2 separate regions of the Mus musculus genome follow, and region 2 is linked to region 1. A link is a loop called in an ENCODE intact Hi-C map of the cell type or tissue named here. Cell type or tissue: heart. All regions are shown on one strand. Each heading gives the region's core, and the rest is flanking DNA. Links, peaks and the distances in the headings are about the cores only. Region 1 overlaps Cdc42se2 (CDC42 small effector 2). Region 2 has its middle 14 kb from the start of Lyrm7os.

Region 1 (15,412 bases), core at 2,894-10,893:
TTCTGGTTTAGAGTCTTAAAAAAGTGTATGTTTGCCTGTTCATATGTGTATGTATATGCTTATGTATATGTCTGCCTGCTTTGGGGAGGAGGAGTTTTGAGTATACTATAGCATGCATGTAAAGGTCAGAGGACAATTTACAAAAGATTCTCTTCTACCAAGTGGGTCCGGGGTATAACTCAGATTGTCAGGCTTGGTGACAGTCACTTCTACTAGTGGCTGTAGATCTGGAATTAAATAGGTTGTAAAAATAGTTAAGAAAGATCTTGGTTTGGCCTTGAAGAACAAAGCAGAAAGACAGGAGGCAGGAATGATATACTCTTGTTTTTTTGCTTGGGAAACAAGGTAGAAGAGAGAGTGTAGGATACAATAAGGTGGATAGAATTGAGGTAGGAGAGGGGTAAGGAAAAGTAGAGTTGAGTTAAGCTGAAGGCAGAGGGCATACATCTTGTGTGATGTGTTGCCTGCTGTAGACTCTGCATTACCCTGAAGAACATGTAGGCTGGAGAGCTTTGGGCTGGGAATGTGGGTTTGAGTATCAGCAGTATACATCATCAATATACATATGCCCCATGAACCCCAGGCTGAAGGAAACAAGTTAAGGAGCCTGTATGGACTGAAAAGACTCCTGTATTCATGTGTAAACAAGTAAAAACTGCCAAACTATTTAATTTGAAGAGTGAAAACTGCCCTCCCTGCGCGAGCACCACTCAGCTTGTCACAGTATCTAGAATTCCCATTATTCGTATTTCCCTTTGGGTTAAAACACTTCCTTTCTAGGAGTTGCTGTTAAAATGTCGTTGTTTCTGAAGGGATAAACTTTTAATCTGTTACGGTAGTGTTCATATTTTTAGATCACTAACCTTTATTTTGGAATTCAGATAGAAATGTAAGAAAGATTAAGTTTGGAAAACATGATACTGTCCCAAAAGTGAGATTAAAGAGGAATCTTAGACTTGGAGCCTGGGTTGGAAACAGGTCGTGGTGAGTTGGTGGAGCAAAGGAATCCTGTCACCAAAGAGGGACTGTGAGAGAGCTGGGGAGCCAGCATACTTTGTAACCCAGCTCTTGGGAGGCAGAGGCAGAGGCAGAGGCAGAGGGGCAGAGAGAGAGGGGCAGAGAGAGAGGGGGGCAGAGAGAGGCAGAGAGGCAGAGAGGCAGAGGCAGAGAGGCAAGAGGACAGAGATTTCCCATGCCAGCCTGTCTAGTGTGGCACTGATCCACAGAAGGAGGAGGAGATAGAACATTTGAAAATGAAATATAGGGGGAAAATCAGAAAGCATTTCAGTTATAAACAAGGGTGGTCATGCAATTTATGATTAGGTAGAATTTTAATATAATTTGTTATTTGAACTGGACATCCTGAGATAGAGACAGGAATGACCATGAAAACAAGTGTAAATTGAAACCATGATGGGCAGTCCTTATACAAGGTTATATCTATTTCATTTGTAGCATAATGAAATATTTAAAAATTCAGTTGAGTGTCAAGCATTATACTGAATTAAGTGGCACTTCTGCTTGCTTCTGCTTCTCAAGTGCCTGTGCCACCATGCCCAATTTATAAGTATATATATATTTATTAGATTATCTGGAGTAGTTTAATAGGAATCAAGTTCTGCTAATGTGAGTTTCTATCCATTTGGGAAAAATGAAAACTAAGTAAAAAATTTTCCAGTAAGACCTAGGGCTCTCCCTTACAGTTTGATCGGTTTAAGCTTATGACTTTTGAATTACAGTGGATTGGTACTTAAAACTTGTAAGAGGGTGTAAGGATTAGAAGGAGTCATAGCTGGGTTTCTGCTATTAGTGGGATCTTTATTTACTCTCCACTGTCCTGATAGTAGATACTGAGGCAGGACATTATACTTTGACGCAGCAGTGACACAGAACAGTGTCCCAGTGGTTCTCCTCATCCTCTGGTCTCACTGGGTGATGGAGAACATGTTTAACTTTTCTGTGACTGCCTGGATGTGTTTGAAGATGTCAACTCATTTAAAGAGAATCCTTTTTTTATTCATGGCACTTTGATGGATACCTTGGAAAACAAAAGTTTCTGTGCGGAGAGTGCTATAATCTCAAACTCAGCTAGAGAGGTATTGCAGCGTGTTCCGTCTCTTCACGGTGAACAACGGCCAGGCGGGAAAGTGGCATTCAGTGCCATATAAAAGCACCACCACATGCCAGTAATGGGTTCATGAATGTTCTTTGGGTGAGTACATTAAAATGTAGTTTTAACTGACAGTGAAATGATTAAAAATATTTGATTCTTACAAAATATAATAAGGGAGTAAGGAACTATACTGACTAGAATTGAATAAATAAACCTATTCAATTTTCTTTCGAGAGTGCTCGATTACACTAGGATCCAGTGATGTTTTAGCATATGCTTTCTTTGTGATCAACAATAGTGTTTTTAGTACTTAGCATTATATACATTTCTGAAAATCTTTTCTGAAAAGATTGTAATCATGTGTCAAGCATTAAAACGATCCAGCTTTCCATGGAAGTGGGTCTTGATATCAATTATCAATCTGCAGTGAGTTATTAGTTCTAAATAGAATAATTGCACAATTTAAAAGTGTTCAGTTTGATAAACTTTGCTATATATATAGGCCCATGAAGTGATACCACACTCGAGCTACTGAAAATCTGAGTCTTGGAACAGATAGCGGGCCAGAACTTGCCTGGGTGCCCAAGGCTGTGGTGTTACCCTAGCACCACAAAAATCACTGTAATGAAAATATCTGTCACCCCAAAAGTTTGGTTTCAGTCTTTGTGAACTTCTTGCCTCCCTACACCTATTGCCAGGCAGTTGATACATCTGCTCTTTGTTACCAGAAATTAGTTTTTGTTTTCTAGAATTTATATAAATGGATTTTATAGCATTCTCTCTCTCTCTCTCTCTCTCTCTCTCTCTCTCTGTGTGTGTGTGTGTGTGTGTGTGTGTGTGTGTGTGTATGTATGTGTGTGTGTGTGTGTGTGTGTATACACATGCATATGTGTTTGTTTCCTCAGTGCTGGAGACCCTGGATTTTGTGCATGTTAGCCAAGTGCTCTATCATGAGTCTGTAGTCAGTACGGGTGGGTTTTGGATGGAGCATAAGTTTTTTGATTCATCCATGTTGATGTATGTTTAGTAGTTAATTATTTTTATTCATGTGTGTGTGTGTGTGTGTGTGTGTGTGTGTGTGTGTGTGTGTGTGCGTCTCTGTCTGTCTGTGATTCACATGTCAATATATAAAGGCCAAAGGAATGTTATTTTTCTTTGTCACTCTATCTTAAAAAATTACTTTTACTAATTTGTTATATGTGTGTGTGTATATATATATGTGTGTGTGTGTATGTATATGTGTGTGTGTGTGTGTGTGTGTGTGTGTGTGTATGTATGTATGTATGTGGGTGTATGGTACATGTGTGCACATGTGTGGAGATCAGAGGGAAGTTTGAAGGAATTGGTTCCCTTTCACGATGAGGATGCCTGAGATTGAACTTAGATGTGACAGCAAGTGGCCTTGCCCAGTGAGCCATCTCACTGACCCCCTCTGTTGTGTATTTTGAGGCAGTTTCTTAGAACCTGGAGCTTGGTATTTTGGCTATCCTGGCTGACTGGCAAGTACCCCGAATCCACCTGCTTGGCACCCTTACTCCTGGGGTTAGAGATGCGTACCACTGCATCCAACTTGTGTGTGCTGGCCGTCCATACTCAGCTCTCCATGCTTGTATGGCAGCCCTTTACTTTACCTGTGAGCCATCCACAGCCCTAGAGCAGTTCAGTCATTGGTACAACCAGGCATGCTCAACCAACTTTTTTTTTGTTGTCCTCTGCAAAGTTCACCATTGAGAACCAGGTAGCTAAGACACACACACTAACAGACACACACAAAATCTCAGACTGTGCTAAGTCCTTTTGCAATTCTGTATTGGATTGCATTCATAGTTATCCTAGGGCTTACGTGGCATATGGCTGCAAATGCCTGAATGAAGGTATATTCCTGTTTATCCATTCACCATTCACCTATCTACAGGCAATTGGGATTGTTTCCTGGATTTTGCTGTTCAAAAAAAAGGCAATCTAAATAAAGTTAAAGTGATTTTTTTTCTGAATTAGGAAATACTCATAATCATAAAAGTTTTGTCTGAGAATTGAGTACTTTAAAACAAAAAGGGAAGTACAATAGGATTCCGTCTCTTTCTCTATCCCCTGTGGGTGTGGTCTGATCTGCTGGCAGCCTGTGCTTGGCTGAAGTTCAGTTGCTGTGATTGGGTGAGGCTCAGCTGCTTGTTCTGCCAGTCAGTTAGGTTTTCTGCTCATTTACATAGTGAGTTAGGTGCATTTCTTTAATTTCTAAAAATTGTATAAACTTTTATTTATTAAAAAAAACCCTTTCAAATAAATAAAAACACTCACCAAAATTAGCCAGACCCCAACTCTATACAACCTGATGTGTTTTGTAGTATAGGAATGTAGGAACTCAGCTCAGAGGATTGATTGATTTTCTTTTTTGCTTATTCATTTTATCATGTTACAAATACATTGCTGTAGTTTTACAGATGTACACTACTGCTTCTTTAGATAAATATGTAGGAATGCAATGGCTGCATTGTATGACAGAGTATGTTTGTGTATATATTTTTAAAGGATCTACAAAATTAAAAAAAGAAAAAAAGATTGGCTATGCACTTCAAGCTTGTCCCAGCAGCATTTGGAAGACAAAATTAGTTGTTTTTATTTTTGCTGTAGTTTTTGGTGCTAAGGTTAAACCTGGGGCCTTTTGCATGCAAGGCAAGCCCCCCACCTACCGAGTTACATCCCTAGCCTACCACAGTGTAAAGAGTTGGATATACAGACAATTTCATCAAAGAGGTTGATGTCTAAGGAGAAGCTGTTGTTTGTTTGAATGGCTAGAATTGGAAGAGAATGACTTCTAGGGGGTGAAGACATTGGATGGATAATGATGACGTGAGTTATGGTGTCCCTGAGGTGAGCGAGAGTGAGGAAGCACTGGTTAGATCACCAGTTGAGCTGCATGCTAGATCTGAGGCCCATTGTTGCTTATAGTGTATTATGTGTTTATCTGGATGTTTGTGTATGAAGAAATTGCTTATCTTTAATGTAGGCTTGGCCACACAACCTTGGCTACTCATTTTCAGAATTAGAACTCAAATCTGCAGCTTTCTGACTCAAAGTTCATGTTTTTATCTCATTTTATATTCCTAAGTCAGAAGAACACATTTGACTTTGACAGTAATACAGTGTTCTCTCTGAGCTATTAAAAATACATATCAGACTTTGAAAGTTCAGATGTTTATCAGGTCCAGACAGTAACTGTAAAGTAAGTTACAGTGGAGAGAGTGACTAGAGATATCTGTGGATGGAGAGCCACAAAGCCCATGCTCATTGATTAATTCAATCTGATTTTGCTCCATGTAGGAGCAGACCTTAGGTGGTTTGATTTCATTTTCCAAGACAGATTAGAAATCTGACTTTTTTTGTGAAGTCTTCAGATTTATCAATGTAAGAAGGTGTCCTTTCTTTAACATAGTGTGTATCCATGGAAGACTTGTCACCTGGATTCTGTGCAGTGGGCTACCATTGGTCTGAGTTATACCTTGCATAACATGGAAGCAACAATCAGTTTATATGATGAGAAGAGAGTGGTGACTCTGTAATAAGTACATTACATGCATTAAAAAGTAGGTTGTTTGTTTAACCATGGTGCTAAGTGTGCTCTAGCATTTGGGTTCAGTTTTCATTTGTATCAGTTAATTACATAGAGGGGAGAATTGCTCCCTGCAGCTTTGGCTCCTAACTGCATGCTTTTGTTTTCAGATAGGGCCAGTGTTGAGTGAAACAAACGCAGAAACCAAAAGAGAAGACGTCTTCAAGGAACAACTTATGCTAATGAGTCTGAAGAGTCTCCTGTGTGTGTCTTTCAGCATAGTCTCCATTCAGAGAGCTGAGTGAGTGGCCACATTGATGAGTGGTAAGTCTGTCCACTGATGGCTAGATATGGAAATGATGTCCACAAAACCAGTCTACTCTGTGTTCTGAGCACTCACCAGCAGTCAGTTCATTTTGTTGGTGTTCTCCCTTCCAGTATTACTGTGTGGCTTTAGAGTGTGGCTTTGATCTTCAGGGTAAGCAGAGCCCTCCATGGCCTATGGTTTTCTCTTCTCTCTCAGTGACAGTTGTTTATCATCTCATGGCCATCATCTTCTAGTTAGTCACAATACGTTCCACATTTTATCAGTATAATCACCCAGTGGTAGTTGTCTATTCTCTTATTAAAAATCTACTGGAAGCTAGGTATGGTGGAGTATGCCTTTAATTGTAGCACTTGGGAGGCAGCAGCTGCCTGGTCTATATAGTGAGTTCCAGGATAGCCAGGACTACATAGACTCTTTCTCAAAGGGGGGGGGGGGAGTGGAGGGGAGAAAAGACCTGAAATTTTTTTCTCTGCATAGAAGCGTGTTTATCCATTCTGCCATGTGGTCCACTACATATAACAGAATGAGGATTGCTGAGGACAATGTGAGATAAGAGGCCTTCCAGCACAGTCTCAGGTTAGAGAACACAGACCCCCTCTGGGAGGAAGGGTGTTTCCCAACACACAGTCAACATCGGCAGTGACAGGGAACTTGAGAGTTCTGGAGAATTTTTTGGCTATATACTTTAATTAAAATAGAATACTGTTTCTCTAAAGTAAAGGGGAACTTAAAGCTGGCAACCATATCAACCTTTTAAAAATAGAATGTACTAAGGGCAAACCAATTATGAGAAAAAACACGAAAGTATTTTAAAGTTCTTCTGCAAATACCACGAGTGAACATTTCATGTAGAGCTGGACAGCTGTAAGAATTGAAAAGCAGAGGAAAGCAGTTGTTTAACATGAATCCAACCGTGTTGACAACACCAGAGTCACTGGTTCCGCTTTGATTGGAGTCGATAAGATGCCAGTAATTGTGTGTGTTTAGATCTGGGCCTCTCTGAGCCTTTTCTCTGACCTGAAGCACATGTGTAGTTGGATCCTCTGGGGAAAGTGTCCCCACCCTCCTTTCCTGCCTTCTCACACTGTAAGTGTGTCACTGGGGAACAGTCTACAGTAGGCTCCCAGGAATGTTCCCAGCCTAAATTCCTGTCTTTAAAACCATTGGTATTTTAAGGTTCTTCATGCTACAAAAATTTCAGTGCCCTACCAACACTGAAACTACTGCTTAATAAAAATCTGGTCTTGGTTTTTATTTTGCTATTGAGTATTTATCTGTTTACATTCAGTTGAAAATAACTAGTCTTCATAAATTTACATTAATGTTTCTTATAAGATAAAATCAGTCATAAATTGCCTCTCAGGAACCAGCCAGCAGTTGTTAAGAATTTTATGGAAAGAGGCACAGGGCATGAGGTCCTAATGAAAATGGAGGAGTCTAAACCCATCTATAAAATTCTCCTCCCAGCAGCTGTCAGGGCCCTTAGTACAATAGCAGAGCGAGCGGATCCTTTCAGTTTCCCCGTGTCTGTTTGTGAAATTATTCTTGGTTGTTAGAGAGCACTGAGTCTTTTCCCCAAGTGCTTACTCTTTCGAATCCTCGTTTCTCAAGACACATCCAAGCGTGAGAGCAACTGTCGCTCATGGCCACATCACTGATTTTACTTACACTCATTTGAGAAATCACCTGCTAGGCTAAGGTTCATTGCTGAGCAGTAATCTCCATCATGACTTCTTACACTGTTCATAAGGCTGAGCGTCTGCCTTTGTCTCGGTGTTTAAGTTGGCAGAAAGGGATGTGAGTGGTTGTGTGCCTTGGGAAGGGAAGGGTGGAGCATAATCCTCACTGTGAGTTTTGAGAAGAGATAATGAAATCCTTTATATCCTTTTCCATAGACCAGCATTTCAAAGACCCCATTTTCATAAGAATTGGTTGTGCAGCTGCAGCCCTGGCAACAAGGCTCTGGGGAAAAGAATTGGGGCAAATTTCCAAAAACAGGCCTCAGTGGTCTCCTATGGAGCTGTGCTAATGAACCAGATGAGAGCATAAAGCCTTCATAGAAGTAAGCCTCGTGCTGTGTGTTGGATAGATGTTGAAATCTTCCACATGTATTTTACTATTTAAAAGCTACCAAAGCTGTCATAGCTATTTATTCAAGAGCAGCTATGTTATAGTCTGAGTATAAAAAACTATCCTTACAAGTTAATATTTATTTCTGTGAATTATATCTAAAATATAGTTGTTGCTGCCCATTTTTGGTGAAGTCTAAATGTTTTCAAAACATGGTGCTAGATTTATCAGATATTTTAAAGATAAGATTTGCTGCTGAAGAGACTGCTTAATAGTTAAGAGCACTGGCTGTCTTTAAGAGGATCTTGGTGCAGGTTCCAGCACCCACATGGCAGCATACAACATTCTGTAATTCAAACTCCAAGGGATCTGAGGCCTTCTTCTGGTTTCTGTGGGTACCAGGCATACGCAGTGCACATGCATACATTTAGGTAAAACACTCATACGCATAAAATAAAAATAAGTATCTTTAAAAAGAACAAGCAACATTTTAGGTTTATTTTTAATAACGTTAGGTTTTAAATTGCCAGATTATTTTCATATAAATTTCCTGTGATTGTTGATTGTTCTAGAATGCTTTTAGGTAATACAATTTGTTAAACATATTTTTTTAACACTGACATAGCTGTAAAAGCTGTCATTAAGCCGTAATTCCGTAACTTCTTGGCCACCTGACATTAGGTTATACCTGGGTTTTTGTTTTTTATCCTGTTTTAAGAAGTATTTCAGTGAAGACTTTTAATGCACATGTTTTTTTTTTTTTTTTTTTTTTCCTTTCTCTTGAGTTCTTTATAGATTACTAATTGTGAAAATTCAGGTTGCTTTCATAAAAACACTGAAATTCACATATATGGCTTGCCAGTGCCTTAGTTATGTTTCTGTTTCTGTGCTGAGACACCACCTTCAAAGCAACTTACAGAAGAGTTTGTTTGGGGCACATGGCTTCAGAAGGTTAGAGTTTAAGACAGGGTCGTGGATGGAAAGGAACTGGTGGCTGGAGCAGCAGCTGACACACAACAGGAGGCAGAGGGCAAACTGGGAGTGACACTAGTCTTTTGAAACCTTAAAGCCTGCCCCCATTGACACACCTCCTTGAACAAGGTCACACCTCTTAATCCTTTCCAAACAGTTCCATCTTCAGGGGAACAAGTATTCAAACTTGAGCCTGTGGGGGCTATTCTCATTTCAGTCCCCTCAGACATTTTTCCTGTTCCCTTCCCAACACTGAACACAATCACAATTTAAAGTAGAATACATATGAAACAGTAGTTGCCTTTTGGGCTTTATGGCTTTTTTGTTGGTTTTTTGTTGTTTCTTTTGGTTTGCTTTTTGTTTTTTGTTTTTGAGCAGATTGTAGATTGGCTTTTTTGTTCTTGTTTTTTTGTTTTTTTTAAGACAGGATTTCTCTATGTGGTCCTGGCTATCCTGGAACTCACTCTGTAGACCAGGTTGGCCTGGAACTCTTGATATTGGCCTGCTTCCCAAGTGCTGGGATTAAAGGTGTGTACCAACATCACCTGTTAAAAAATAGTTTTAATATATATTTGAGTACAATGTTAAAAAAGACCTAGAGAGACATGCGGAGAAATACAGTAATATACCCTCTATGGGCTTCTCTAGAGAGTTTCCAAACATTTCTTTAATTAGAAGCAGTGAACATTTTACATTTGTCATCTTCCTCTGTGGGTTTTCATATTTGATATTTCTCTCCTGAAAATCCATGAGTTATTTTTGGCTAGTGCCCTCAAGTATCTCTCAAAAGTTAAGTTTCCCATTTACATACATATAGTGTAATGTGCTTTGGGTCCTGTTTATAGCCTGAACCTTCCTCATAGATTAATGCCCCTTCCTCTCTGTGTCCTTCTCCTTCTCTTTAAGAAAAGGTTTAGAATCCACACTAAGCCAGATGTTAGGCATTCTGTAGACACCGCTTCTCAGTTATCTGTTTCAACTATGAAGTTAATTTTGGTAATATAATTGGATGCAGATTTTTGTTAAAAAACATACAACTTAAGCCTGCTGTGTGTACAGTCCTAGCTACCATGGAGACTAAGGTGGGAATATTGCTTAAGCCCAGGAGTCCAGGTGAGCCTAGGCAGGACAGTTTAGGCTAAAAAGCCTCAAAATAAAGAATGTAGGAGGGATGAGGAGAGGGGTGGCGCTAGGAAGAGGATAGTGTTCCGAGTGAAGGGGTTTCAAACAGGGGGCTGGAGAGATGGCTGGGTGGTTACAGAGGAGCTACGTTCTGTTCCCAGCACCCATGTAGCTTACAACTCTGCATCATTCCTGTTCCAGAGGATCCAGTGCCCTTTCTTGATCTCCTAGGCAAAGCACTCATATACATAAAACAATAAATAGAAAAACACTTTAAATTGAAAAAATGGTTAAAGTAAGAGAACTCGTTACAGAGTGTGGTATAATTCTGTTGTCACAGATTATTATTTTTTTTTTTTTTAAAAAAAGGTTTCCACCTAAAAACTCATTTGACAGCTGAAATGCCTTATTTACTGGAGGAAAATATCAAGTTGGCAAGTCCGAGGGACTTGGCACCATGCACATAGGGATGAAGCGCAGGCCCAGATGAGCTCTTGTCCCTGGGGAGTAATCTGAACCAGGATTAAAGCTGTCCTCCACCCTGCCTTGTTTACACCCAGATAAGCCACTGCAGTTTGTGTTGAACTGGCTTTCACATCCCAAGGGACTGATAGGGACTTCTTTGCCTGGCCAGGAGGCATGGATTACACACACATCTTGTTTGTGAGACCTGCTCCGTTATGTCCCCTTTTGCTCGGAGGACATGCTAGAAGTAACTTGATAGTGAATGTCATTCCCTTCTAAACCTTTATGCACCTCAGACATCCAGAGCCTTCTGTTTGTAGAGGAGAAAACGTGACAAATAAATTTAGTATACAGTTGTTTTAGTGAGACTTATTGAGACTTACTAATTGATGCAATAACCAAGTTAGAGTTACTATTTGAACTCTCTACTAAGAGTTTTCTGTTGTACACTTAATATATTCTGTGGGCATATAAATTATGTATATATTTAAAATACTTTGGAAGATATCAGGACATTGCTATAGAAAGGAAGAATTAATTTAATTGGTTTATTTTTTTCTCTACCTTGATACCAGTTTTGCTTTATTTTCTCTTTTAAATATAAATGTAAATAGACACTTTTTTATGTGTGTTGCTCACTCTAAGAGAGGGAACCTGACTAGAAAAGTCTTTGTCCCCATTCTACTCAGGGTAGCACTAAGAAGGCCAAAGAGAAAAATGGTAGCGAGGGCAACAATAGTAACATAGCAACAGTAGTGAAAACCAGTTACATAGGAAAGGTATTAAACACACACAGCTCTGTAAACTTCCCAACCATATCTCTAGGCAGTCTGTATTTACTTACTGAATCCTCATGTGTACCAAAGAGATAGACAAAGAGATATGAAATCATTTCATAGAACAGCAAAATAAGGTGTACAAAGATCAAATATTCTGCAGTTCTAAGCCAATTTATTTGTGACATCTTAATGTGTAGCCCAGGCTGGCCTCCACTAACACTAGCACCAGCCAGCTGTTAAAATTCTAAACCAGCATTCCATACTCCTCTCTACCTTTCCTCTAGATACCAGGGTTCAGGGTGAATGGATGTATCCTGTCCATGTGGTATAATAATTCTAAGCCAAGGAGTTAAGTTAACATTCACACTTGAACTTAGGCATTTTACTTTGTGGCTGTCTAAACAACAGTAAATGCAAACTGCTCTTAGGGAGCACTGGACTCACATAGGAAACACAAGCCTCCAGTCATGATTAGTTCACAAAAGAGTTAAAGGTCAAACTGCAGTGATAGACTGATTCTAAAGTGTATGTAATAGGAAATAGGATGACCTCAGAAATCGGACTAACAGTAAAAGCAGGCACTTCCATTCCCAACTGCAGGTCTCACCTCGGTGGAGTTGGAGATTCACAGGGGACAAATTGAAGTACACATTGGATTATAGATACAAAATTAAACCTAGGAGAGCTAGAATAGACAGTTTATATGACTTTGAGGAATATGTTGACATTTCTTAGGCAGAACACAAATAATAAAAGATTTGATAGAGTTGATAGAGTTGATGCATCAGAGTTCATGCAAGCTAAACTCTCCAAAAGACATTTGTATGAAAGAAAAAGATATGAAAAAAATACTCATATGTAGTGGACAAGGGAATTGCTCTAGAGTATATAAAGAACATGGTTTAATTAGAGTGGAACTGAGATTACAGTAATAGTACATAACTAAATTTTTTGTTGTTGTTTTTGAGACAGGGTTTCTCTGTGCAGTCCTGGCTGTCCTGGAACTCACTCTGTAGACCAGGCTGGCCTCCAACTCAGAAATCCACCTGCCTCTGCCTCTCAAGTGCTGGGATTACAGGCATGCATCACCACTGCCCGGCTGAACATAACTAAATTTTAAAAATGGGCATTGGGAATCTGAAGAGGTGGCTCAGGTTTGGTCCTCACATCTGGGCAGTTCACAGCCTCTGAAGTTGAGAGCACCTGCATGCCCATACTCACATGGGACACATACATTCACATAGTTAGAAATAATAAAAATATATCTTTTAAAAATGTGCATAGATCTGAAAATACAGACCCAAGCAAAGTGTGTGAGTGTCAGTAAACATGAAAATATTTAATGGGGCTGGAAGGATGGCTTAACAGCCAAGAGTGCTTGCTTCTCTGCTAGTTGGTTCCTGGTGGCACCTAAGTAACCACGTGTAACTGTAGACCCAAGGGACCCGCAGGTGCCTGCACACACAGCATTCACTCACATGGATGCATACAAAGATAGTAAGATCTTTTTAAGAAAGAAAATATAATTAATATCATTAGTTACCAGGAAAGGGTAAATTAAACCAGAGGGACACTGCTGTCCACCTTAATGACTAAGATGAATGCTGACCGTAGCATAGAGAATGGCAGGATGTGGAGCAGTGGGCCTCTCACACATGACTGAAGGAAGGCAAAGTGATAAAACCAGGTCATGTCAGCATATGTACATGACTTAAAACTTTAAAAAATTTACATGCATCTATCTGTCTCTCCATTCATGCATTCATTTGCTTAGTGTAGATAGTGCCCACAGAGGCCAGAAGAGGGTGTTGGATCCCCTGGAGCTGGAGGCACAGGCACTACCTAACATAGGTGTTGAGAACTGAACTCTGCAAGCCATTTTTAACCACTGAGTCATCTCTCTAGCCCCATTAAATGCTGAGCATAGTCTGTCATCCATTTACATGAGTCAGTGGGAAAGACTAGTGTCTAACCAGTCATTTCCATAATTGCATGCACTCCTCTCTACTCTTTGAGACTAGTTCAGTACAGTGGCTTCTTTGGGCTTTGGTTAACCACACAGAAGTATATCTGTAAACAGTATACAGCTTATAGTATATAAAACTGTATATAGTATACAGTTGGAAACTCTTCCAAGAGATATTATATTATAAATCATGTTCAAAGAACAATTTCAAGCTGGGTGTGGTTGCCATTCCTATAAATTTAGCATGTAGGAAGTAGACCGACCAGAGGGCTGGAGAGATGGCTCAGCAGTTAAGACTGACTGCTCTTCCAGAGGTCCTAAGTTCAATTCCCAGTAACCACACGGTGGCTCACAACCATGTGTAGCGGGATCTGATGCCCTCTTCTGGTGTGTCTGAAGACAGTTGCCATACTCATAAATAAATAAATCTTAAGTGTTCAGGGTTGGGGCTGGCGAGATGGCTCAGTGGCTAAGAGTGCTGACTGCTTTTCCGAAGGTCCCGAGTTCAAATCCCAGCAACCACATGGTGGCTCACAACCATCCGTAACGAAATCTGATGCCCTCTTCTGGAGTATCTGAGGACAGCTACAGTGTACTTACATATAATAAATAAATAAATCTTTAAAAAAAAAAAAAAGAGTTCAGGGTCACTTGGGTCACATAAGACCCTGTCTCAAAAGGCTGAAAACAAGGGGCTTGGGAGATGGCTCCATTGGCAGTGTTAACTGTGCAAGCATGAGTGACCAAGTTTATTCCCAGCCTTCTATAAAAGCCAACGGGCACAGCAACATGTGCCTATATAACCTCAGAGCTAAGGAGCCTATCCTGGCTCCTGGCCAACCAAACTAGTTTAGTTCATGAGCTCCAGGTTCTGTAAGAGAGTGTGCCTCAAAAAAATACAATGGTGTGTGACTGAAGACACCTGATGTAACTTGGCCTTTATTGTAATGTGGAAAATAAGAGTCTGGGGAGATAGATTAGTTGATAAGGCAAGGACCAAAGTTTGATTCTTCAGAACCCACATTAAAATTATGGGGCTGGAGAGAGGGCTTGGGTTAAGAGCTCTCCTAGAGAACTCAAGTTCAGTTCCTAGCACCCACATGGAGGCTCACAGCCATTTGTAACTCCAACCCCAGGGGATCTAGTGCCCTTTTCTGGCCTCTATGGGCACCAGGTAGGCATGCCCAGTGCACATACACACATGCAAGCAAAATACTTGTACATAAAAGAATTAAACCTTAAAAATAGAGCCATTGGGGGTGGGGGGCTGGCGAGATGGCTCAGCGGTTAAGAGCACTGACTGCTCTTCTGAAGGTCCTGAGTTCAAATCCCAGCAACCACATGGTGGCTCACAACCATTCGTAATGAGATCTGATGCCCTCTTCTGGGGTGTCTGAAGACAGCTAGAGTGTTCTTACATATAATAAATAAATAAATCTAAATAAATAAGATTGGGGGGTAAAAAAAAGATTGAAAAAAAAATAGATAGAACCATGGGCATGGTGGCACCCTAGTACTGGGGTTTGCTGTCCAGACAGCCCAGCCTGCGGACATTCCAGTCCAGTTTGAGACCCTGTCACTCACACACACACACACACACACACACACACACACCGCAGACACAGAAGATAGCTCCTGGGGAATGACCCTTGAGCTTGCCCTCTGACCTTTTCATGCACACCCCCACAGCCAAGCATCCACACATACACACACACACACACACACACACACACACACACAGACAGACAGGCACACACACACACACACACACACACACACACACTCACTCTCTGAAACATTAAAAACAACAACAGAAAAGAACCTGAAAACAAAGCTATCTATTCAAAACTAGAGGGACAGTTTGTGCTCATGATGGCTGCGAAGAATGAACTGTATTGATAAGTCATACCTGTCATTGATTAATAGGTTTGTACTTCTGTAGGAAACAACTTTGGCAGTTGGTGTAAGTTAGGCATTCTTTCCCCCTAATTTTACCCAACCCTTCAGTGTCACTAGTAATGGTGTTCATGTTTACTTGATTCTTTGC
Region 2 (15,412 bases), core at 3,797-11,796, 51 kb before region 1:
ATGGCTCTGTACATTTTTCACCTCAGTAGGATATGAAGACTCAACGCCTGTAACCCCATGCTTGGGCTGCTTGCATTGGCCAGCATGAGATCGTTGTCTCAGCAAATGACAAAATAATAATGATGATAAGAATAATCAGTAAGAGTTCAACCTGGGGCTGGAGTGATGGCTCAGTGGTTAAGAGCACTTGCTGAGTTTGCAGAGCACCAGGGTTCAGTTCCCAGAACCCATTGTGGCAGCTCACAACTCCCTGTAGTTCCGGAGCTAGGGCATCTGACACTCTCTTCTGGTCTCCTCAGGCTCCTGCACACAGGAGGTGAGTGTAAACTCAAGACAGGACACACATGAAATTAAAATTTCAACTCCTTTCCACTCCATAGACCTGCTCCTCCCTGTTAATTTATTTACTGTGTGGATGGGGGAGGGGTGCGAGGCATGAGTACCACAGTGCACACGTGGAGGTCAGAGGTCAACTCGTGGGACCTGGTTCTGTCCTTCTACTACGGATGTTCTGAGGATCAAGCTCAGGTTGTTGGAGCTGGCAGCAAGCACCCTTACCCCCTGAACCATCTCATCAACCCTAGATCTGTCTCTTTTCTCCTTTGCACTAATCTCAGGTACATCTATTCCTTCCTCACCTCCCTAGTGCCGAGATGACAGGATGCACCATGTGATTAAACATTTGTTAGATGAATGAGTCATGGCATCAGTCCCCATTTGTGCAATGCAATGAAAGCCTAGTGCTTTGTTAGATAGCTAAACATTACCAGTTACTAATATCTCATCAGATGGGGATCGCAGTATACTCCCCAGGCAGATCTCAAGTCCAGACGATGCTCCAGCCTCAGGCTTGTGAGTAGCTTGGGAGTACAGGAGTGCTCTATGAAGCTCAGCTCAATGTCTAAGTGAAACTGTGCTTTCTCGTCTTTTGTGCACACAGCACACAACTAACATTCACTCACTGGTGTGCATTGTCACATGGAAAGAATCGTGTCCATAGTGAGAGCTGAAGGCTGGGCCCCAGCTGTGGGAAAATGCTCAGAAAGGGGAATTGAGTTCTGGATTCTTTTCCCCTTGTGCCTTAGCAACGCCTTTGTGTGGGCAGTGATGACACAGTAAAGGAGCACGAGACAGTCCTTTTGTTGGCTTTGACACTCCTGCTTGCTTATTATAGTCAGGGGATGCTGTCTTCTGAAGCCAGCAGCTAACAACTCACACGCTTTTGCATTTTCTCTAGGGAAAAAAAAACAAACAAACTCCCCATATGTTGCAAAAAAGCTTGTCCATTTTTTTTCTTTTTTCCTTTTTGAAAGAATCTCATGTAGCCCAGGCTGGCCTCAAACTCACTGTGCTGGCTAGTTTTTTTTTCCCCCATCAATTTAAGGTACGGTCATCTGGGAAGAGGCAATCTTAATCTAGAAAATATCTCCGTAAGAGTAGCCTGTAGGCAAGTCTGGAGGGTGATTGATGTGGGAGGGCTTAGCCTGTTGTGGGTGGTGCTACACTTGGGTTGGTGGTCCTGAGTCCCATAAGAAAACAGGCTGAGCAAACCGCAAGGAGCCAACTAGCTAGCAGTGGTCCTTCATGGCTTCTGCTTCAGTTCCTACATCCAGGTTCCCTGGCTTCCCTCAGTGATGAGCTTAATTCAACTGCACGGCAAAGTAAACCTTTCCTTCCTCAAGTTGCTTTTGGTCATGGTGTTTTATCACAGCAGTAGAAAACCTAAGACACTTGCTATTTAGCCAAGGATAACCTTGAATTTCTGATCCTGCTTCGACTCCTTAGTGCTGAGATTACAGCCTGGACACGCACATCCTGTTTAAAGGAATCTGGTCTAAAAAACACAGGTCTTTTTGCTCTCTACAGACTGGGCACACCCCATGCATTTCTTCCCGAAGTTTTAGGATTCATTTGTTGTGAACAATTCTCCTTTGAGTGACTTGCAACCCCAGTGCCAGAAAGACTGGACTGGATCAGCACTCAGAGTCCCGCACACAGGGTCAGCTTCCTCTGTGTGCTTACCTTGAAGTTCCAAGGAGGACCCAAGGAAGAGAAGGGAAGGGCCCACTATAGGTTAAACCTTTCTCTCTCTCTCTCTCTCTCTCTCTCTCTCTCACTCACTCTGTGTGTGTGTGTGTGTGTGTGTATGAAAGAGAGAGAGGGGGAGAGGGAGAGGGAGAGAGAGAGAGAGAGAGAGAGAGAGAGAGAGAGAGAGAGAGAGAGAGAGAGAGGCTATACTAGACACATGCTTTACCATAGAACCCACACTCCCAGTCCAGGCTTGATGTTCTTTTTTAATTATTTTTTTAACTCCTGTTTCTGTGTGCGGGTATATACATGTATACACGTGTGGACAGGTGTCTCAGGTGCGGTACTTACAGACAGTTGGGAGCCACCTCATGTGGTTGCTAGGCATCAAACTTTGGCCCTCTGTTGGTCTAGGAGCTTGTAACCATTAAGCCATCTCTCCTGTACACTCACTCCCCATCTTGATCTGAATGATCTCCACATTTTAGTTAAGCACAGGGCCCTGAGAATTAGCCAATTCCCCTCTGAGAAGGTGGTAATTTCTGAAGTAATGATTCTTGGTGAAAATGGAGAAGTTGTGCTGTCAGTAAAGTCCCTTGTAAGTTGAGCTGTGTCCTGGTGTCGCCCTGGAGCCTTGTAATCTGTTCCGACCAGTGGACTTTGATGTGGATACAGTTGTTCTTTGTCTGTGTGCAGCTCCTGCTCCTGGATCACACCTGTACTTTATACCTTTACAGGGCCCGTAGTTATGTAACCATCCTTGCACATCAGCCTACTGGAACAGTGGACTCCAGGGAATTACTATCACCCAGGTGTCCCAGACTGAACCCAGGGCCAGCTAGAGGGGGGAGTTTACATCCCAGGAAGAGTTCTGATGACTTACAGTTCACCTTGCAGGAGAGACTGCAGCCCAGTGAGTGATGCTGGGCAGGTCACATCTCAACCATGACTTTTAGCTTTAACCCTAAGTCTCATGTCAGTACCCCACAGTTGAACTCAGAGGTCACTGCCCCCTCCTCCCCCTTATTTACTTCTCTTCACAATCCGAGCCACACTGAGGGACTCTCCTTCTCTGCTTCTCACTAGCACTTGCCTCATAGAGTTTTGGGGACCGATGGCTGAGCCAGAACCTAGGCTTTCACTCTAAAAATTCCAGTTAGATCCTGACAACAATGGATGCCAGGAGGTGATGCACTGGAAAGGAGCTGTGAGCTTAGAAGTCAGTGAACTCTCATTTCTCTGAGGGAGGATCTGAAGTTGAAAGCAAGTGGATGAAAAAAAAAATCTAACTGCACATTCTAAGAAATGTGTAAGAAAGCTAATCTAGCATAATAATCACAGATTCTGGGGTGGGAAGTTACCAGGGGCAGTAACCCATGGATAAAATATCCAGGTCCTGTTTACCAAGGATGCTATAACAACTCAGATTCTGTGTGGACTTACCTTGCTGTCAACGTATAAAATGCAGAAAATGCAAGACAGAGCCTCAGGGGAAGAGAAACATTGGAAGGAAAAGCAAACATGGACAGAGCCACAAGTGCAACCAGACAAATCGTGACCCAAGTCGGGCAGGGGATGTTAATCCACCTCTCAGTGTGGATAGGATGAGCAAGCTCAAAATATCACAAAAGAGGGGCTGAAGAGATGCCTCCGTTCTCACAAGCACGGGGATCAGAATTCAGATTCCCTAGGACTATGGGAAAGCTCAACAGAGGAGTGGAAGAGAGAGCTCGCTGATCTATCAGAGGGCTTGAGTTCAGATTCCTCACCTACATCAAGTTGGTCACAAATGCCTGCAACTCCAGCTCCAAGGGAGCTGGTTTCCATGGGTATCTGCACACACAGACACACAGACAGACACACACAAGCAAGAAGCCCTTAAACAAACAATAAAAGCTGGACATGGTGACACATATGGAACGCCTGTGCTAGGGGTGGGGCAGAGGCAGGTGGTTTCTCTTTGGTTAGTCAGCTTAGCCAAATCATGAGGTTCAGGTTCAGTGACAGACCCTGTTTCAGAGAGTAAGCTAGAGAGCACCAGTGAGGTGGTTCAGGGAGTAAAAGTGCTTGTTTGACAACCTGAGGACAGCCCGTTCCATTCCTGGAGAACCAGGAAAAGGTGGAAGGTCTGAACTCACTCCACGAGGTTGTCCTCTGACCTCCACACATGCACATGACATGCACACAAACACACACAAATGAGAAATCCAGAAGGGCTGGAACTGCCTACGCATGCCCTGGGCCTGGCTTTACACAATACGATTGGCAAACTTGGATTAGTGGACACACGAAGAGCACTGTGCCTCCCACTGCCAAAAGCATATGTACATCAGGCTCATGAAGAACATCCTCAAAAATCAGAAATGAGCTAGGTCAAGTATACTGGGTCCTAGGTGGAGCAGAAGGCCAAGGGGTCAGTGGGATGACCAGAAAGTGCCAGGATCCCAAGAGCAAAAGAGGCTGTAGAGGGATTTGTTCCAGACCCCTTTGGCTTCAGTTGTAGCAGTGAGGTCTGCTTACCCTCTAAACAAAATACTCAGAATTCTTTGAAGGAGGTGGGTTCACTACAACCAACAAGCAAGGGGACTCAGGGAAACCACCAGAAGTGACAGCAAACACTGTTCCTAAAGCTTACAGAGTAGCTTTAAGGACATAACTGCATATGGCAGCTTTAGGGGAACAGAGCAACAAGCTAATGGGGTGAGGATGGATGGACAAATGCAGCAGATTGCAGAAGCCATGAGAGCCAGGAAAGGAGACAGACAATGTCTGGGAACAGGTACCCAACTATTTCTCCCAAAGAGGGGCCCCTGAGCATCTTCAGATTTGCTTTATTCCAGAGCTTACAGAAGTTATTAGCTTAGGTGGACATTTTAAAGATTTATTTTGTTTTCATGTATGTGTACATGAGTGTTATCTGTGTGTGGGTATGTGCACATGTGTGCAGATACCCGAGAAGGCCAAAAAAGGGGCATCAGATCCCATGATGCTGGAGTTAAAGGTGGTTGTGTGCCACCTGATGTGTGTGCTGGGAACTGAACTCAGATCCTCTGCGGGAGCAGCAAGTGTTCTTAAGTGCCGAGCCATCTCTCCAGCCACGGTCACAGGTTTCTCTGATGTGTTTTTTGTCTTATTTTGCTTTATCTTGCAGTTTGGGGGTATCCACCCAAGACCTCCCCAGTGTTGAAACAAGAGTTCTTTGCCTCAGCTACACCTTCTTGTTGCCTGGTCTTTTTCCTTTCCTTCCTTCCCTTTCTCCCTCCCTCCCTCCCTCCCTTCCTTCCTTCCTTCCTTCCTTCCTTCTTTCCTTCCTTCCTTCCTTCCCTTCTCCCTCCCTTCCCTTATTCCCTCCCTCCCTCCCTTCCTTACCTTATTATTTGTGGTCTATGTGGTTGTTTCTCTGTGTAACCCTGGTTGTCCTGGAACTTACTATGTAGACCAGGCTGGCCTCAAGTTCAGAGATCTGTCTGCCTCTGCCTCCCGTGCTGGGATTAAAAGTGCACACACCACCTTGGCATCTTTGTGGTTCTTAAGTGTGTGTCACAAGTTTCAGCTTGACACAAACCCCGAGACACCTGAGAAGAGAGAAACCTCAAAAGAGGAATTGCCTAGATCAGAGCGACCTGTGGTCATGCCTGTGAGGCATTTCCTTAATCTCCTGTTGATGTTGGAGGACCCATCCCAGGATGGGCAGCACCATCTCTAGGCAGGAGGTACAATTCGTATGACTTAAGCTTTTACCAGGACAAACAAAATCTCTTTCTTTCTAAACACTCTGTGTGTGTGTGTGTGTGTGTGTGTGTGTGTGTGTGTGTGTAGTATGTCAGGATTCATGCATGTGTAGAGGTCAGAAGACAACTTGCTGAAGTTAGATTTCTCTTACACTATTTGAGTCTGGGACTCAAACTTAGGTCATCAGGCACGGCAGCAAGACACCAAGCACTTTGAGCCATGTTGCAAGCCGTGTTGCTGGCCCTTTTTTTCCCCTGTATTAATTAGGTAATTATTCCCTCCCCCACCCGAGTAATATTTTATCTAGATGCTATGATGGTTCCTCTTTCACTTTAACTCATCTGGGTGTGAACAAGGATGTGGGGGCCGGTTGTTATTGCTTATGTAATGAAGACTGTGGTGAGGCCGTGTGCCAGGCTACCAGACATATTCCCCTTTGCATTCAACCCTTCTGTAACCACCATCCTCAGTAGGAAGTGCCCCACATCGCCATGTTGAACGCTCGCTGCCATAACTCTTCGTCTGAAATTAGTGTGACTGTAACTACTTTTTATGAGCTCAGTGCTATTTCCTGATGAGCCTTTAAAGCTGTCAAACTATGTTTTAGATAAGCCTAAAGCCTGGCCTGGTGACACACACTTATAATCCCAGCATTTAGCAGGCAGAGGCAGGAGGCCCAGGAATTCTAGACTAGCACTAGCCCACATAGTGAATTCAAAGCAACTGTTGTCTACATGAGACCCTGCTCTGCCCACTCCCAAAAGCATAAAAACATATCATTTGATTAATGACTCTAGCGGAACCACAGTTCTTCATAGGAAGAACCAAGTCAGGCCCAGAACTAGAACAAGGACTGAGGAGATGTCTCTGTGGTAAGAGCACTTCTGGGCAAACATGAAGACCTGAGTTTGAATCTCAGCACCTACATAAAACAAGTGGTGTGGCTATGGATGCCTGTAGTCCCAGAGCTGTGGGTGTCAGAGCAGGAGGACCTGTGAGGCTTGCTGGCTGCCAGTCTAGCTCCAAGTTCAATGGGAGACCCTGCCTCAAGGGCATAAGGTAAAGAATGGACAGCAAGACATGCGACATCTCCTCTGGCCTCAGAAAGCGCCTTACTCTACCAACACCACACAGGCGCGCGCGCGCGCACATGCGCACGCACACACACACACACACGCACACACGCACGCACGCACGCACGCACGCACGCACGCACGCACGCACGCACGCACGCACGCACGCACATATACTGCTCCAGGTTCAGTTCAGGACCCTGTCTCAGGCCAGGTGGTGGTGGCGCACGCCTCTAATCCTAGCACCCTAGAGGCAGAGGCAGGTGGATCTCTGAGTTTGAGGCCAGCCTGATCTCCAGAGTGAGTTCCAGGACAGCCAGGGCTACACAGAGAAACCCTGTCTCGAAACCCAAAGACAATCAAAAAGACCCAGTTTCAAAAATAAATAAATAAATAAATAAATAAATAAAGTGGAGAACGTATGAGGACAACACTCAGAGTTGACCTCTGGCCTGTGCATGCATGCTTGCACGGGCAGCCACACCCACATACACAAACATGTATGTATACATGCACACACATACACAAAAGGGAAAAAAAGAAGTGGGTAATTGGACTCCTACTTTCTGTCACATTCCAAAGCTACTCCATTTGATTTGGTGACTTATTGTCAAAAATAAAATGAAATAGGGTCTCACTTATGTGTCCCTGGATGGCTTGGAACTCATAGAGATCCACCTGCCTCTGTATCTTTATCACTGGGATTAAAGGCAAGTGCCACCAAGCCTGGCTTCAAAAACCAAACAGTAATAAAGGGCTTCATAATAAACATTTCTTAAACTGCACGTTACACTCAGTGGTACTATTAGTAGTCACTCTTTTTTGATTTGAGACAAGGTCTCAAGTGCCTCAGGATGTCCTCAACCTTACTATGCAGCTAAGAAAGACCTTGAGCCACTCTTCCTGGGATCTGGAGTGAGGGGAAGGGAGCCCCGAACTTCTCATAGAGATGAAAGCAACACTTAAAAGCTGAGCCGTCTGGGCTGGGGCTGGGACTCCGGTGGTGAAACACTTGCAAGGCCCTGAGTTCAGTTTCCTGGGAGTGAAATGAGAGGGCTGGTGAGATGGCTCAGCAGGTAGAGCTGGATGTCAGTACGTCAGTGTCAGTATGTCAGTATGTCTGACTACCTGAGTTTCATCCTGGGGACTCAAATGGTGAAAGAAAGAAAAAAAAAACTTTGAGTATTTTTTCTTTCTCTTTTTCTTTTTCTTTTTCTCTTTCTTTTCTTCCTTCCTTCCTTCCTTCCTTCCTTCCTTCCTTTCTTCCTTCCTTTCTTTCTTTCTCTCTTTCTTTCCTTTTCTTTTTTTTCTTTTCCCTTTCCTTTCTCTTTCTTTCTTTCTTTCTTTCTTTCTTTCTTTCTTTCTTTCTTTCTTTCTCTTACCTTCAAAAGCATACCATGGTACATGCCTTTCCCTCCAAAAACCAAAACCAAAAACCAAAAAATACAAAACAACAACAACAACAACAAAAACAACAACAACCCAAAAACAAAACAAAAAACAAAAACCCCCAAGCAATGAGCATATACTTAATAAACCCATCTTTTCAAAGGATACGGAAAGGCATGCAGGAGGCTTGAGTATGTGTTGCTAAGTGAAACAAGCAAACCAGGAAATCAAACTATGAGACTCTGGCTCCATGTCAATCTGGTAAGAGGCTAAGCTGAGGACACAGGAAGGCCAGTGCTTTCCAGAGACGGTGGGGAGGGCGAGGGAAAGGGCTGGGTATGTAGAACATAGGGAATTTTTGAGCTGCAAATCTCTTCTGGATGAGACTGGAGTGGGTGGGTGTGTGGTGGGGTGTCAAAACAGTTGCAAAAAACCCAAAATGTTCAACAATTTAAGAGAGTAGCTTAAATTATGTTAGCTGCAGCTAACAATAGCGTGTGCCGGGCAGATTGCCACATGTGTTCTCCCATGAGGCCTGCTGAAACACAGTGAGCTCCAGGACTCTGTGAGCAATGAAGTACATTGTCTCACAACATAGCAACAAATAAAATCAAAACGTGTATATACGTAATCGACTGTAAAAATGTATACTGAATTAATGCAAGCTGTAAAAAAGGAGAAGAACGGGGCTGAAGAGAAGGCTAGGGTGCTTAAGAATATAATCTGCTCCTCCAGAGGACCCAAGTTCTGTTCCCAGCACCCAACGTCCTTCAACTTTTGATCCCTCCTGGCTGCAGATCTTGAGTGCTGGGATTGTAGGCATGCACGACTATTATTTTCTCTTCTGTTGCTGTGACAAGAGACCATGGCCAAGGCAACTTATAAAAGAAAGCATTGGCTTGGTACTATGGTTTCAGAGGGTTACAGTCCATCATGGTGGGGAATTGTGTCAGCGAGCATTAGATAGGGTGGCTGGAGCAGCAGTCAAGAGCTCACATTTCAGTCCTCCAGCAGGAGGGAGAGAGGCACACTGGGAAGGTTGCAGTCTTTTGACACTTCAAAGCCCACCCGCTAGTGACACACCTCTTCTGACAAGGCCACACCTCCTAATTCTTCCCAAAGTGTTCCATCAGCTAGGCACGAACTGTTCAAGGATATGAGCCTACAGGTGCCAATCTCATCCAAACCACTATAGCTACCATGTCTGCTTTTAGAGGCAGCTGGGGTCACACCAAGGACTTTGTATATTCAGCAAGCATTCCACCAACTGATCCCCATCCATAGGTCCCTAAAATGTACTTTAAAAGAATTTATAGACACAGTAGAGCCACATGAAACAAGTCTAAGAAAGTATTAATATGATGTAGCTACTTGTTTGGGCTTTGGAAGATTTTTACATTTTTATTTGTGTGTGTGTGCGTATGTATATGCACAAATTGCGCAGGTGCCCATAGAGGACAGAAGAAGGCATCAGATCCCCTGGAGCTGCAGTTACAAAACACTCTTATTCACTGAGCCAGCCATCTCGCTAGCCCTGTAGCCAAGGCTAGCCTCTGAGTGACCCTTCTGGTCTCACATCCTGAATCCTGGAATTACAGGCATGTGCCACCACGCCCAACTCTCTGGACATTCTTAGCAACTAAATCACTTGTTGTACTCGTCATATATCTCATTTATTGTTTTACAGCTTGTCAGTTAATGAAAAATGAAGGTAGAATTGAAATAATTTCTTGATAAGCAAAAGAATGTTGGGCAGGGCTTACCTAGGATAGGAAGCTCTGTTGAGAGCTTCTGTAGGCGGCTTCCTCCCCCATCCCCCCGAAGTCAGGAAATTCCTGTGGAGAGGAGTTTTCTAGTATAGACAACCAATTTCATGAAAACTTATGTGTTTTCCCCATTTAAAAATTTCCCAGGAATCAGCAAAACTATAAAACTGTTAACATCGGATCAAATGAGTTCATTTTCTTTCTCAAAGTGTCTTCTAAGAGGTTCTAAGATGAAAAAAATCAATCAAACAAACAAAAAAAAACAAAAAACAAAAAACAAACCAGAACTGGTCCATTGTGTCTTTAAAAGATTTATTTTTACTTTTATGTGCACGAGTGTTTGTCTGCTTATATGTGTGTATATCACATGTATATTGTGTCCACAGAAGCCAGAAGAGGACGTTGGATGCCCTGGGACTGGAGTTACAGGTGGTGGTGAGCTGTTGTGTGAGTGCTGGGACACAAATCCAGGTCCTCTGAAAGAGCATCCAGTACTCTCAACCATGAGCTGTATCTCCAGCCAGATTCCCACATTTATATCACTGTATTTGCCTTACCTTTTAGTAGAATGGAATATTTGCAGAAGGGAAACATGAAAAAAAGAAAGGAAAAGGTTGTGTGGGAGACTACATTCACAAGCAACAGAATATGGTATGGAAATTACCTTGTCTTGGCTGCATCTTGTGTGCACCATTACTGTTCACGAGGAGAAAATCCTAACTAATGGCAAACTGTTCAGATTAGCCAAAACAAGCCAGAGAGCAGAGTACAGAGGTGCACATCTGTAATCCAAGCACTCAGGGGGTGGACACGGGAAGATTAGGAAATCAAGGTTATCCTTGGCTATGCAACAAGTTAGAGGCTAGCTTGGGTTACATGAAACCCTGAATCCAAAATTAATAATAAATACATAAATAAAGCAGGAAAGATGAGTCTTCAGGCCTAGGGTAGAAGAGTTTGTACTGAGATCAGGCCTTGGGTTTGATCTCTACTGTGACCGTGAACAGATGAAGACATAAACCAGAAGGAAACTAACCTGCAGAACCGCCGAGGAAACAGAACAGCAGACATAGCCACGACGTCCCTTCCGAGCTCTCAAATTCCACCATTAATGAATGAGTGCCACGTGGAGCTTATCAAGGAAATATGTGAAGCAATACAAACTTAGAGTGCAAAGGTTATGTATGAGACATTAACCCTGACTCCATAAATGTCACTCTCTTTGGTTTATGAGTTGTCAGTGTATTTAAGCACAGGAGTGTGCAGGTGCCTGTATGTGTGAGTTCAAATTGATGGTTGGATGTATGTCTTCCTCTATTGCTCTCTACCTTTTTATTTATTTAGTAATTTATTATTATTATTATTATTATTATTATTATTATTATTATTATTATTATTATTAATTAGGCTGCCAGTGAAACTGAAACTTGCTGTTTTGGCTAGCCTGGCTGTCCAGCATGACCCAGGATCTCTCTCTCTGTCCCTGGCACTGGGGTTAGAGGCACTTCCTACAGCACCTCGCTTTTGCATGTGTGCTGAGGATCCTGACTCGTGCTTATATAGCAGACACTTAACCCACTGAGCTAAACTGCAACCTCCAAGCTACATCATTGACTCACTTGGTCTTTGTGCCTGACTCATTTATTCTCTCCAGCTAACTTCAGGCACCTTAGTATAATCTGATCTCTGTCTCAGAAGCCCCAGCGTTGTTTCCTGTATACACACACACACACACACACACACACACACACTTTACACTTCACACCGTGCACTCAGTCACTAACTCTCATCACATTTTCTCATGGCTCTCTGAGTTGACACATGGCTCTTCCACACTTAAAGACTTCCACCCCCATTTTGGTAATTCCTCTAAATTGCATCCTGTCCTTTAGGAATCCTTTCTGGACTTTCAGAACTGGAGTCCAATGTTCTTCATCAGAACTTTGACTAGAATACTTAGCAAAGCAACTTCCTCCTCACACAGCATTGTGGAGCCGGAAGCTGCGGTTGCAACATCTTGATTCAGCAGCTTCCTGACTGATTGGGAGGAAGGAGGCTGCAGAGCCAAGGGCAGAGGGTGACTAGTCATCCCTGGGAAGGCTGGCTTGAAGTCACAGTCAAGACCAAGAGCTGTCTTCTCAATGAGCTGTTAGAAGCAGTTAAGAGGCAAGACATTTGTGGTCCAAGGGGTGAGCCTGAGAAGACCTCAGAGGCAGAGTGGGCAGGAGTAGGGTGAGGAGGTCATAGATGCTGTGTTGATCCTTTTATTGATCTTCAGATTTCTCCACTCCTCATACAATAGACAACAAACATTATTGAATTGAATTGGACCCTGCTAGAACAGCCTTTAAAATTCTTCTTCTTCTTCTTCTTCTTCTTCTTCTTCTTCTTCTTCTTCTTCTTCTTCTTCTTCTTCTTCTTCTTCTTCTTCTTCTTCTTCTTCTTCTCCTCCTCCTCCTCCTCCTCCTCCTCCTCTTCCTCCTCCTCCTCCTCCTCCTCCTCTTCCTCCTCCTTTTCTTCCTCCTCCTCTTCCTCCTCCTTCTTCTTTGTGTGAGTGTGTGTGTGCATGCGCACACAGGTATTTGTGAAGGCCAGAAGAGAATGTTGGATTCCCTGGGGCTGGAATTCCCTCCTCACCTATAGTGTGTGTGAGTGTGCAGGTATTTGTGAAGGCCAGAAGAGAATATCAGATTCCCTGGAGCTGGAGTTACAGGTGGTTGTGAGGTGCTAATGTGGGTGTTGTGAACTGAACTTGGGTCCTCTGGAAGAACAGTGTGCACCTTTAACTACTGGGCCATCTCTCCAGACATATCCTCCCTTCCTCTCTTCTTCCTTCCTTCGTTTCTTTCTTACTTTTGTATGCATGAATGTGTGTGTTGGTGTGTACTCATGCCATAGTGCATGCACGGATGTCAGACAACCACTGTGGAAGATGAACTTGTCTTTCTACCTTGCAGGTCCTGGGTGTAGCTGAGGTTGTCAGGCTTGGCAGCAAGCAACTTTACCTACCAAGTCATCTCGCAGACCTATAGACTATTCCTGTGTAGTGGTGCACACATGATTTCCCAGCACTCAGGAGGCATGGTGAGGGAATTCTTCACAAGTTCAAGGCTATATTATCTGGAAATCTCTCACGGGCTTTTTCGTTGTCCTGCCTATACATATATGAATGTGACCTATTTTTTCTACCTGAGTCACCGGGAGAAAGATTACTTTGAATCATCTTTGAAGGTCTCTTGGGGCCTTAGGTTTAGCTGAAGTACCAAAGAGTATTTATATGTATGGGATGTATGTATGTATGTATGTATGTATGTATGTATGTATGTATGTGAGACAGGGTCTTAATATGTAGCCCAAACTGATTTTAAACCTTCCATCCTTCTGCCTCTGCCCTCTCTAGTGCTAGGATAATAGGCATGTGCTGCCACATCTGGTGAATCCCAGAAATGTGTGTGTATGTAGAAATAATAAGTGTGGCCAGGGGCAGTGGTACTTACCTTTAATCCCAGCACTCAGGTGGCAAGGGCAAGCAGATCTCTGTGAATCTGAGGCCAGCATAGTCTACATAGTGAATTCCAGGGCAGCCAGGGCTATGCAGAGAGACCCTGACTCAAAAACCAACCAACCAACCAACCAACCAACCAACCAACCAACCAACCAACCAAACAAACAAACACAATAATGAGTGTGTTTGTAGTGCATTCTTGTTTCACTATTTTCAGACCTTAGTTTTGCACACTAGTTATATTGATTGAGACAAAAACAAACATGTGGGCTCTCAAGAGTTTATTTCAAGGTCTGTGAGGATCATAAATGTTTAGTCAACAAGTAGTTATTTTAGAGACCAGTATATGTTCTCCCGTGAGACTTCATAGTTTCTGGGGACCACTCTTCTTTGCTTTTATTTCTTTATGTTATGAAATTTGAAATCAGAAGTCAGTGTATTGCTTATACCCTGGTCCCCTGATTGAAGTGTGAGTCTTTATAACTAAGAACCAATGGCTTGAAAAAACTCTTAAGTTTGGTCTTTATCAGAGTGTAATGTATATGTATGTATATTTTCATATATCTGTAGTTATTCTCTTTTCCTTTATGTATACTTATTTTATAATTAATGAAGAATGGAAGAGATTTGATTGAAATATTTCTTTAAATGTCTAATACTGAATTGGCTGATCTCATGCCCATAGCTTCATGTTGCCATTGAACCCCTGAACATAATTACTTTAAACTGAGATATGTTGTAAATAATAAAACAAAACAAAAGCACATGGGGCGAATGAGATGGCTCAGCAGGAAAAGGAGTTTTCACCACACCTGCTGTCCTGAGTTAAGCCCTGGAAGGACAGAATTCATTCCCACAAGCTCCATATATGTACCATGACACACCGCTGCATCATGAACATATACACTGTCTTGGTTATCATTCACTGTTGACAGAACCTAGAGTCACCCAGGGAAAGAAGTCTCAGTTGAGTAATTGTCTTTACCACTCGGGTCTGTGGACTTGTCTGGCAGACATTGCCTTTTTTTTTTTTTTTTTAATTTATCTATTATATGTAAGTACACTGTAGCTGTCTTCAGACACTCCAGAAGAGGGCATCAGATCTCATTACGGATGGTTGTGAGCCACCACGTGGTTGCTGAGATTTGAACTCAGGACCTATGGAAGAGCAGTCGGTGCTCTTACCCGCTCAGCCATCTCACCAGCCCCAGACATTGTCTTAATTGATATAGAAAGGCCACACAATGGACAGGTCCTGGGCTGTATAAGAAAGCTAGCTGAATGAATGATTGACTTCTGGGAAAAAGAAAATCACTTTTCTTTAAGGATGTGGCTCCTGGCAGGTCAGTCATACCTCAGTGGATGACTTCACACCAGGTTTGTATGGGTAGCACACTTTTGAGTTCATGGGTCATTTAAAAAAAAAAAAAAGACAAGAGGTTGTGGGAAGTTGAGGGTTAGAGAGGTGAGGGTGGATCTGGGAGGGGTGAGGAGGAGGGGATGGGATCAACTATGTCTTTTTTTTTTTTTTTTTTTTTTTTTTTTAAAACTTTTTCTTTTTTTTTTTTTTTTTTTTTTTAAGATTTATTTATTTATTATATGTAAGTACACTGCAGCTGTCTTCAGACACTCCAGAAGAGGACATCAGATCTTGTTACAGATGGTTGTGAGCCACCATGTGGTTGCTGGGATTTGAACTCTGGACCTTCGGAAGAGAGCAGTCGGGTGCTCTTACCCACTGAGCCATCTCACCAGCCCGGGATCAACTATGTCTTATGAGATGCTCAAAGAATTAGTTTAAAGAGTAGGCAGGGTCTACCTAACCATGAGATTGAGCCTGTAGGACCCTCCAGTTCCTCTGCTCTGCCTTAGCTGTGAGTGAGTTTCCTGGTCCAGGGAAACACTTCCTGGACTTCCTG

Evidence for each region. Peaks named below come from ENCODE experiments on the same cell type or tissue, not always from the same donor. Only the 100,000 strongest peaks of a DNase experiment are listed, where the experiment ranks them.
Region 2: it touches region 1 in a loop (8-fold over the local background); 2 of 42 quality-filtered maps call a loop at or near these places.

Annotation. Positions count from the first base shown.
Region 1 is chr11:54,746,981-54,762,392 of GRCm38, reverse strand. It overlaps Cdc42se2 (CDC42 small effector 2), which reads left to right. Exons shown (of 6, transcript NM_178626.3): 2 at 5,834-5,987. Among named protein-coding and RNA genes, the nearest start is that of Cdc42se2, 33 kb to the left of the region's middle. In heart, for the core only: no CTCF peak of the experiment used is centred there; DNase peaks (open chromatin) are centred at 4,242, 6,568, 7,018 and 10,692.
Region 2 is chr11:54,798,604-54,814,015 of GRCm38, reverse strand. No RefSeq gene overlaps it. Among named protein-coding and RNA genes, the nearest start is that of Lyrm7os, 14 kb to the left of the region's middle. In heart, for the core only: no CTCF peak of the experiment used is centred there; DNase peaks (open chromatin) are centred at 6,155 and 8,505; H3K27me3 peaks cover 323 bases.